Linked DNA regions of Homo sapiens: region 1 is linked to region 2. The links are chromatin loops, found by intact Hi-C in ENCODE. Cell type or tissue: endothelial cell of umbilical vein. All regions are shown on one strand. Region 1 has its middle 220 kb from the start of CELF2-DT. Region 2 has its middle 80 kb from the start of LINC00710.

What was found. Hi-C counts contacts between places; a loop is a spot of excess contacts. Peaks named below come from ENCODE experiments on the same cell type or tissue, not always from the same donor. Only the 100,000 strongest peaks of a DNase experiment are listed, where the experiment ranks them.
Region 1: a loop joins it to region 2, with 7 times the contacts of the local background. A loop is called at or near these places in 1 of 110 quality-filtered maps.

The regions. Positions count from the first base shown.
Region 1 is chr10:10,675,479-10,680,478 of GRCh38, forward strand. It overlaps a transcript of CELF2 not described here. Among named protein-coding and RNA genes, the nearest start is that of CELF2-DT, 220 kb to the left of the region's middle. RefSeq lists an enhancer at 587-636. In endothelial cell of umbilical vein, a CTCF peak has its summit at 2,220 (motif pointing left); a DNase peak (open chromatin) is centred at 2,203.
Region 2 is chr10:10,869,550-10,874,549 of GRCh38, forward strand. It overlaps a transcript of CELF2 not described here. Among named protein-coding and RNA genes, the nearest start is that of LINC00710, 80 kb to the right of the region's middle. RefSeq lists a silencer at 1,174-1,223. In endothelial cell of umbilical vein, no CTCF peak of the experiment used is centred here; DNase peaks (open chromatin) are centred at 282, 2,722 and 3,892; H3K27ac peaks cover 4,410 bases.

The DNA.
Region 1 (5,000 bases), 190 kb before region 2:
AGTGTTCTCTGAGCTTCCTGGATCTGTGGTTTGGTGTCTGACATAAATTTAGGGAATTTTTCAGCTATGTTTCAAGTATTTCTTTTTCTCTTTCTTTCCCTTCTTATTTCTTTTTACACATTTTATGTCTTTTTTTTAGTTTTCCTATAGTTCTTGAATATTCTGTTTTTATCAGTCTTTGTTCTCTTTGCTTTTCAGTTTTGGAGGTTTTTATTAAGATATTCTCAAACTCAGAGATGTTTCCTCAGCCACCTCAGGTCCTCCAATAAGCCCATTAAAGGCATTCTTCCATTTCTGTTACTGTGTTTTTGATCTGTGGCATGTCTTTCAGCTTCCTTCTTAGGATTTCCATCTCTTTTCTTACATTTTCCATCTGTTTTGATATGCTATCTACTTTCTTACATAGATTGCTTAGCATATTAATCACAGTTGTTTTAAATTCCCTCTCTGATAATTCCAACTTCCCAGTATGTTTGGTTCTAATGCTTGCTGTATCTCTTCAAACTGTGCTTTTGCCTTTTAGTATGGCTTGTAATCTTTTCTTGGTAGCTGGAGATGATGTACTGGGAAGAGGAACTGCTGGTGGTAGGCTTTAATAATGTAGTGGTAAGGTGTGGGGGAAGGAGAAGCATTCTGTGGCCTTATAATTAGGTCTCAGTCTTACAGTGAGTTTGTGCCTCTGAACTGTGAAATTTCCAAGTGTTTCTCATTTTATTTCTCCTTCCTTAGGTGAGACAGGATGGCTGGAGTGGGCTAGAGTTGAGTTTTTTCCTTCTCCCACCAGAATGCCACAGTGGGCTGGAAATGGGTATTTCCCTCTCCCATGGGGAAGTCCACACAGCTGGGTAGAGTTGAACTTTTTCCCTTCTCCTGGGTCAGTGGCGCTCTGATAAAACTCTAGCACATTAGACCGTGGTTAACTAGCTTTTCCTAAGGGTAGACTTTGTTTAAAAGAACAGAGTGATCTGGTGTGTTTCAAAAATGGTTCCTTGGCCTCTCCCCATGCCAGAAGCAAAGCACCAAGAGATTTTTCTCTTACATTCACTGTGAGGATCTGGTCAAGCTCCTGCAGGTAAAATTCACAAAAGTGTGATGGGGTTCCCCTAGAGCTTTTGGTTCTCAGGCTTGTTCACACCAAGCCTCCAGTGAGTTGCCAGTTACAGTTCCAGTTTTCCTACCCCAGCACTGGTTCCATGGAGGTTTCTGCTCCTGTAGGTTCTGATTTTTTTTGTGTCTGCCTATGATGTGTTTCCAGTTTGGAGGGCAGAGGTTTGTCCTGTGAACCTACTTCTTTTACAGATCTAAGAAGAGCTGTTGTCCTGCATTGTTTTACTTGTTATTAGGGGGGAGTGACAGCTTCCACACTGGCTAAGTATGGAACCAGAAACAGACAGTACTTTTAGACTCTTAATAACCAAGAATGCCAAATTATTTGGGGAATTAAATTAAACCTGTCTTTACAATCATTCATTATTCTAAGGGCTAGATGAACTAAATACTTAACCTTTAATTGCCTCCATTTATTAACAATGTAAAGTCTTTTAATATGGTCCAAAAAAGCAGACCAGTTCAGCCCAGCTGCTCATGGTTTTACTTGACAGCTGTAAAATAATGAGGGCTATAGCAATGTATAGTCTGCAGAGAGAAATCAGCCAAGATTATTCTCTGGGGACATTAGAATATACAGTTACAGGATGTTAATAAAATACTTTGGAGGTTCACATCATTTACATAGAAACCAAGTAAGTACCATTTATACACTGACTGAGTGGGTCTTACGCTTGTGGACAGAGCCTTTGGCTACACCCTTTTCTACTGGGTCATAGAATTTATGGCTGCTAAAAGGTCCTGGCATAAACCCATGAATTGAATGGTGATAGCAGAAACCAACTGCCCCTTTTGGAAAGGTAGAAGCAGTTCTGACTGTTGAGGTTTGGACCACAGGGCAAATAAAGCTTTGTATTTCTCTAAGATTCTCTGAGACGGTCACAATCAGAATTATTTAGGTACTTATTGAAAAATGCATATCCCTGGGGCCCCAATACTGAATATTGAATCAGTGTCTCTAGAGTGGGACCCAGAAATCAGAGTACCTGCAAATTCCACTGAATGATTGTCAACACACGTTAAGATTTGAGATCCTCCATTAGTGTAGCCAAGCTCTCCTTGAAACCGCATGCGGTAGTGCCACCCAGTGGTTTGTTCTCTACAACTGTGCTCTTTGCTTGGAAGCAGCCTCATGTTTATTGTTTTACATGCTCAAAGATGGCTGACTCAGGCTTTGGGGGAATCCTAGCTGTTCTCTGCTAAGCAATGAAACAAGTTGCCACAGGGTCAATTTGATTGAGTTGCTCAGTTGGCAAGAACAAGCCACTAATCAATAAGACTAGCCTGATTATTTAGGACTATATGAACAATGGAATCAGATGAAGGCAAGTAATGCAATTGCCAGGAATTGACTTGTGACAGTCAATCTGGGTGACTTTTGAAAGACAGTCACTTTATAACATGACCTAGTAAGTTACCATCTTTAGTGTATATGTATTACTCTGCCTGAGCAGACTACTGGTGCAAGCCTGTGACAAAACTCTCTGCTTCTTTGGCATATTCTGACTATTCTACTCAGTTAGCTGTCTAGCCATCTTTATAATCTTTTTCTCTTTATTGCCTGTAAAATTACTTTATAGGAGATACTTATGGATCCACACATCTAGCAAAAATTATTTCCAAATTGTGTTTTAGGTTTGTTTGATTGTTTTATGGTCAAGAAATTATATCTGATATTTTAAGAAGTTAAATGAACATTTAAAATTGTTTTGCCTTACTGTGACCGTATTACAGCATCTATATTTCAGGCAGTAATCAGATTTGTCAGATAGTAAGCACTGGTGACTGCTAAAGTTCAATGATCTGGCTGTAAAGAATTATGTTATTTTGCAGCTGGTCTTTGCTACCTGAAAGATGATGGTGGTCTTTCCATGGAACAGCACTGCACAAGGTGCACATAGGAGGCTTGGTTACATAAACATGGTTGACCATCTGCAGGGCTGATCTTTGATTCCAGCCTCACCAAAGTCAATGTGTTAGTGCACGACCCAAGGCCCCACAGTGTAGATATGCAATGACGGCCAAAAGGCCAGAAACTGCACCAAATGCATCTCTGTGAGTGAAGGAGATTGACTGTTGATAGGGTTGAATTTTGCTTGTGATCAATCCATTAAAAACTGTTTTAAGCACACAGCATTCCCAGAACTTGGATAGGTGATTAAATAGGGGGTGAGATCCCAGTTCCTGTTCATGGAGGAAGTTATAGTTCTCTGTTAGGATCCTTTTGGAATCTACTGGGGATCTGAGCTTTCGAAGTCATTTAACCTGCACAAATGGGGTTTATGCTGCTACAATGAGGTCAAAATAAGATGAAACAAATACTCCATTCCAGGATACACATATAAACAGTAGAACAGAATTTCTAAGTCTCCAGAAAAGAGCAAATAAAACAAATCAAAACCAATATTCCCTCACATGGCCAGGGGAATTGTGATTATGGTCCTTGAACAACTAAGCTAAAATAAAGGGATTTCAGGAGAGTTTTGTTTATCTCCACCCCCTACTTTAGCATATTGTTGTAAAAAGCTAAAATAATACTTGTTTATTTATAAGCTGGTGGCTATAATTTATCAAGAATGGTAGGAGATGGTGCAGTATGATATATCTCCAATTTGAATTCATTTTAGTGACTGCTCTCTTCATGAAAAATAGGCAGTAGCCCCTGAGTAATAAGACTAAGGACAAAATGGTAATCTTTTCTTATGTTTTGTTTTTTGTTTTTGTGACAAAGTCTCAATCTCTCTACCAGGCTGGAGTGAAATGATGTGATCTCGGCTCACTGCAACCTCCACCTCCTGGGTTCAAGCCATTCTCCCGCCTCAGCCTCCCAAGTAGCTGAGAATACAGGCACCCTCCACCATGCCCGGCTAATTTTTGTATTTTTAGTAGAGATGGGGTTTCACCATGTTGGCCAGGCTGGTCTCAAACTCCTGACCTCAAGTGATCCGCCAGCCTTGGCTTCCCAAAGTGCTGGGATTACAGGTGTAAGCCACCATGCCTGGCCCTATGTTTTACTTTTAAAAACCTTTTTTATCATGAAAAAATTTGAACATACCCAAAAGAACACCAGGATAATGAACTCTCATATATCCATCTAGTTTCCACAATTATCAACACAATATTGACATTTCAAAATAAAACTGTTACTTATATTACTCTTTTAAATGTATTCAGTAGATACATGGCACATGGTGATACACATTGCTGTCCATTGAAAAATACACGATAAATACATGAATGTTACATTATTCCTTTTTCTCCTTCAATTTAGAATGGTAATCTCTGGTATAGGTGAATGCTTCAGTTGCTGCACTGAACCTTGTGTGAATGTGTGTGAATATCTTCCTCTACAGGGAGTTTTTCCTCTTTATTAAAATACTGAGATATTATAAATACAGAAGAGTATATAAAATGTATATTTACGGGTTAAAGAATAATGATACGTTAATACTCATTTAACCACCACCAGATCAAGAATCATTAGCATTCTCGAATCAACATGCTATCCACTCCCCAAAACATGCACAAAACTCGGGTAGCATGATTTGTATGTATGTACGTATGTATGTATGTATGTATGTATGTATGTATGTGCGTATGTGTATAAACAAATAAAAAAATGTATATACACTGCAGAGTTTGGGAGTCCCCAAGACCACCCCCACTTCTGACACCAGTTGCAAGTTTAGGGATCCCCAAGACTACCTTCAGGTTTGAAAATTTTCTAGAAAGATCACGAAACTCACTAAAGTGCTCATACTCAACAGTTTTGGTTTATTATAGTGAAAGGATGCAGATTAAAATCAGCCAAGGGGAGGGGCACATGGGGCAGGATCCAGGACAGTTCCAAGAGCGAGGCTTCTAGTAATCCTCTCCCACTGGAGTTTTGCAGA
Region 2 (5,000 bases):
GTGAGACTTCATCTGGGGGAAAAAAAAATGGAAACAACAAATGTCCTGCATATATATTTTAGGATAGGATTTCTGCTCTGTCCCAACAACTAAAACACAACATTTTCTAATCCCTGGTTTTATGAAAAATTACAAAATAGGCAGCCTTTGGGATCCTCCATCTTTACTTTCGTATGGTGTCTACTTCCTCTGCACCCCTCTGCCATGTTGCATTCTCTCTTCACGCCTTATCAACATAATGAGTCATTTAGAAAACCGGCCATGAGTCATTACAAAAATTAAATAGCTGAATGCGGTGACATGTTTCTTTGGTCCCAGCTACTCTGAAGGCTGAGAGGATTGCTTGAGCCCAGGAGTATAAGGATCAGTCACAGTGAGATAGTGAGACCTCATCTCAAAAAAAAAGTAATGCCCAATTTTAAATGGTTTATTATATTGCCATTGAGATTACCTATATCTTATATTATGCCAGACCTCAGCCCTATCTACTATCTTAAAATCTAAAATTTAAGAACTTACTTGCAAAGAAATAGGAGATGGTTAACATAATATTAACCAAGAAGCCACAATGTTCATGTATTTTTATGAATTCTTAAGAAAAATCAGGAATGATGTCCATCTTTAAAATTTTTATTAAAGATTATTTCAAGAAAAGGAATAGAATTTAATAAATATACTTTAAAAGATATGTACGTTAAATTTAGGGACATTTGGTATATATAAAAAAAGGCCATAAGTCATTGAGATTATTTCACTTTGACATGTAAATGTATTGCCTATCTCGGGGTATATATATTTAAGTCTTCTCAATAATTATACCTTAGTTTTATTTATTTATTTTTTCCATGTTGAAACAATTTGGACAGCAGGGACCAGGGTCTAAGTCTCCATAGCAAAGACTCACCCTCATGGAAACGCCGGTGTGGCTCTCCAAGTGACTCTGTGCTTCAGTGATTTCCGAAATACCAGTAAATAACAAAAACTTTCAGGAAGTCAGCCCTCTGAGACCCAGAGTTGGGTCTTCTGATTCTCAACATGAAGCTGTTATGACACTGAGTCTGAGAATTAGGACCAAAAATGGGAAGCAGAAGTCTCCAATTAGTAAATTCTCTGGTTACACATTCTTGAGTTTCTTCTTATTTCCATTTTTAAAACCTCAACCTTAAATCCGTGTGGTCTTTAACCCACCGCCCGCCCAGCCTTCTGCGGTCAGGCATGAGTGCACACCTGCCACATCCCAGGCAGCACCAGAGCACGGTGACAGTCGCGCTGGCCTGAGCACAGTCTCCAAACAGTAAAAAGGGATTTACTGCCTCTTGTTCGTTAATATATCTTAGTTGCCTCCAGCCTTGTTATTTTCTCTAGACATTACCGGACTCACTAACGCAGTGGCCCGAAGTAGACAAGAGGCAGTGTACGCTCCCACCCCCACCCCGCAACTTGCAGAGAAGAGCAACTCCCTGCTGTTGCGCCATAAATAATTGAACAGTCTCTTCCAGGCAACACAGTCAAGATGCAGATTTAATTTATTCCCTGGGAGGACTAAAGGTGGCTATGTAGAGCCGGTTCGCAGTCAAGCTGAGCTGGGGACACTGGTACTTTCAAAATGTGTCAAACCATGCCCTGGGGTCCAGTGTCAAATGCCATTGCAAAGAAGGGTTCTTTTCTTTTTAGCTTTGTTCTGTTTCCCTGAGCATTCCTCATTAGGAAAAGAAACTTCATTCCACAACAGAAAGGGAAATGATACTGATGTCACTGGCTGGCATTTTGCACATCTTTAAATTCACTAAAAATCTATGCGCCACATCTAATGTCATGGTTTCTACCTTGTTTATTTTCTTTAGAAGATTTCTTTTTTAAAGCCACCTGTGACTTGACGTCTGGAGTTGTTTTACATAACACAGTCTGAAAAGCACACCTCGTGGAAGCTACAACTTCTTTGCTTGTGTTAGAAACCTAGCGGGAATGGCTCAGGACTGCAATCCCAGCACTTTGGGAGGCTGAGGAGGGCAGATCACGAGGTCTAGAGACCTAGTGGGAAAAAGAATGGAAAAGAGGGAAGGAGGAAGAGGAGGAGGGAAGGAAGGAAGACAAGAAAGAAATCCCAATTCAGGCATTTCGAAAGACTTCTAGGAAGGACTTTTGGGATGGAACCAGGGGACGTAAAAGAACCTGAGACCACCAGCAGCACGAGGACCCAGGAGCGAGGAGAGAAATGGGCTTTCCAGGGACCACTGGGAGCTGAAGGAGAGAGGAAGTAGTGAAAAGAGGCAAACATTGCCAGAAATTTGATAATTCAGCCCAAACGAATACAATGCTGAAACATGCAAACGTATTCTCAGGTCCCTAAGTCTCCTATTATAGGAGCTATAATATTGAGTACATTGATTTTCACATATTATCTTCCGTTGCCTATTTGACAAAAATTTCTATTTTGCATTTCAAAGAAGCTTATATCTTAAAGATATTCTATCCTGTCCTTTAATTACTCATTTTAGAAAATGCTTGATATTTTCCATGTGAAATATTTCCTTTGGAAAGCTCCTGTCCTTCCCTTCCTCTCTCCCTCAACCTTCCCCATGTGGGTATTTGCAAACTATGTAGACTATGGTTGGAATCTTTTTGGCAAGTACTTAATCAGACTCCGGCTTTGTTTTCAAGTCTGGGTTGCTATGATTGTATCCCTAAGGAAGTTGGTTACGTTTTGGAAAGACTGTGTAACGCAGAGGCCAGAGCTGTCTTTTTGACCTGGGAGGTGATTTGAGGAAATGATCTCAACAAATTAACTTCTCACTTGTTTTTAAATGACTTTGAGATACAAAGGAAGAAAAAAAATCAGTCACTGCTGAAGTTCAAAGAAACGATGTTCTACTGAGTGCTTTATGGATTTTTTTAAGTACAATTTTCCAAATAATAGAAAAACATTCCGAATGATGATGTTGCCTGATTCACTGCACACAGCTGTCAGCTGATCCCAAACATTTATGCTTACCATTAAAAGCTTGGAGAAAACCAGATAAGGGTGACTTCTAGTCCATCTAGACAGATAACAATGCAAGGCTGTGCCGACTCTAATGTAAACATGTAAAATAAACCCACAGAAGCAAAACAACAACAACAACAACAAAAAACTGCAAAAATTTTAAAGGCTCTCCCATAGCCTGGTGGCTTTTATGGAAAAATTTTTTTTGCACCCATGGGGTGAGGAAAGAAGAGAATTTTGTCCTTCTGGTGAAACCTCTTGCCATAGACTTGAAACCTGTAAAATCATGTGGTTTATGGAGCAATGTTTTGTGCCTTGAATTCCATATGCAGAGTTTGGGGAAAGGACACATGTGGTGAGAGGTTCTGAGGTCTTGTCTCATGGGACGCTGGTTCCAGGACTTTCTTTCTGGGTGACCTTTCTTGGTGGTTAAAATAAAACATAAACTTTCACCATTCAAGTTTCTCCCTTGCTTGCCTCATGTCAGCTTTCCTCACTCACTCACATTTGGGTAAATGTACACACATCCTTTTATCGGCTTATGTACACACATATATTGTACCAAGCTGGCCAATGCAATATTTATGTTTGTACTTTGAGCTGCCTAAGATTTTGTCATGAAATCTAAGGCTGCTGTAGGGGAGAGAGTGCATAAAACTTTCATGACTAGTATAAAAAATACAAAATGTTATCATTAATATTTAATAAAATTTGCAGCAGTCAATGAGCAAAATCAATGTTTTTTAATTAAGTTATTCATTTGTAATACGAGCCGTACCTTGTTGTGCATTAGGGTGGAATTTAGGATGTTGAACTTAAAATAAATAAATAAACTTAATTTTAGCCCTCGGGGTAACAGTATTAGTGATAAAACTATTAATTGGTTGCCTTTGCTTTGATAAGCAAACAGGGTTTCTTTAGTGACAACATCTTTTATCCCAAAGAGCCTTCTGAGTCTCAAGCTGGATTCTGTCCAAGGTGTTTAGTAAGATGAATTGCAGTTCATATTGTTGATAACAGGCACATCAGTGCCCCAAGCGTATTGTTACCTCCTACCAAGGCTCTCCTATTCAAAATTGGGGCTGCATGAAGGGTGGAAGTTTATACAACTTGAATGGGTTTTTAACCAAGGTTGTAGAGTCATCCTATATTAATTAAATTAGCAATAAATCGAAGATCTGTTCATCTCTCCAACTTCTCTTTGCTCTGGAATTTATTTTTCCAACCCATCGTCCCTATCCAGTTCTCCCTGTCCCTTCTCTGAATCCTCCTTGTCGGTTTCCAGACCTTCACCCCTTTGTCCAGCCTTCTTTCTGGGGGTGTGGAGGAAACAGCTTCCTGTGAGCAAAGCTGATGCGGGCAGGTGGCACATTGCTCTTCCTTACAGCCATTTAAAAATACAGCTTTGATTGGGATGCTGCTAACTTAGTCTCTGTATTTGCCCTATATCTAGTTGATGTAAATAATGTGCTGAAATTATATATTAAAATGATTCTGGCCAGGTACAGCGGCTCATGCCTATAATCCCAGCACTTTGGGAGGCAGAGGCAGCCAGGCTCGCTTGAGCCCAGGAGTTTGACACCAGCCAGGGCAACGTAGCAAGACCCTGCCTCTCCAAAAAAAAATGTTTTTGTAAATTAGCCAGGCATGGTGGCACATGCCTTAATCCTAACTACTTGGGAGGCTGAGGTAGGAGGATTGCTTGAGCCTAGGAGTTCAAGGTTGCAGTGAGCCATGATTGCACCACTGCACTCCAGCCTGAGTGACTTGAGTAGTGACAAAGTGACTCTGTCTCTTAAAAGAAAGAGTAGTGACAAAGAGACTCTGTCTCTTGAAAGAAAGAAAATAAAAAAGAAAGAACGCACTGTATTAATAATGCACTTTACCCAGATTCCATGGAAAATGGTTAAAAAAAAAAAAAAACCTTGATTATACTATACAGGGATGTCCATACCAGCTGATAACTATGAGTTAAAAATTTATAAATAGATCTCTAAGGACTTCTGATACAAGATTT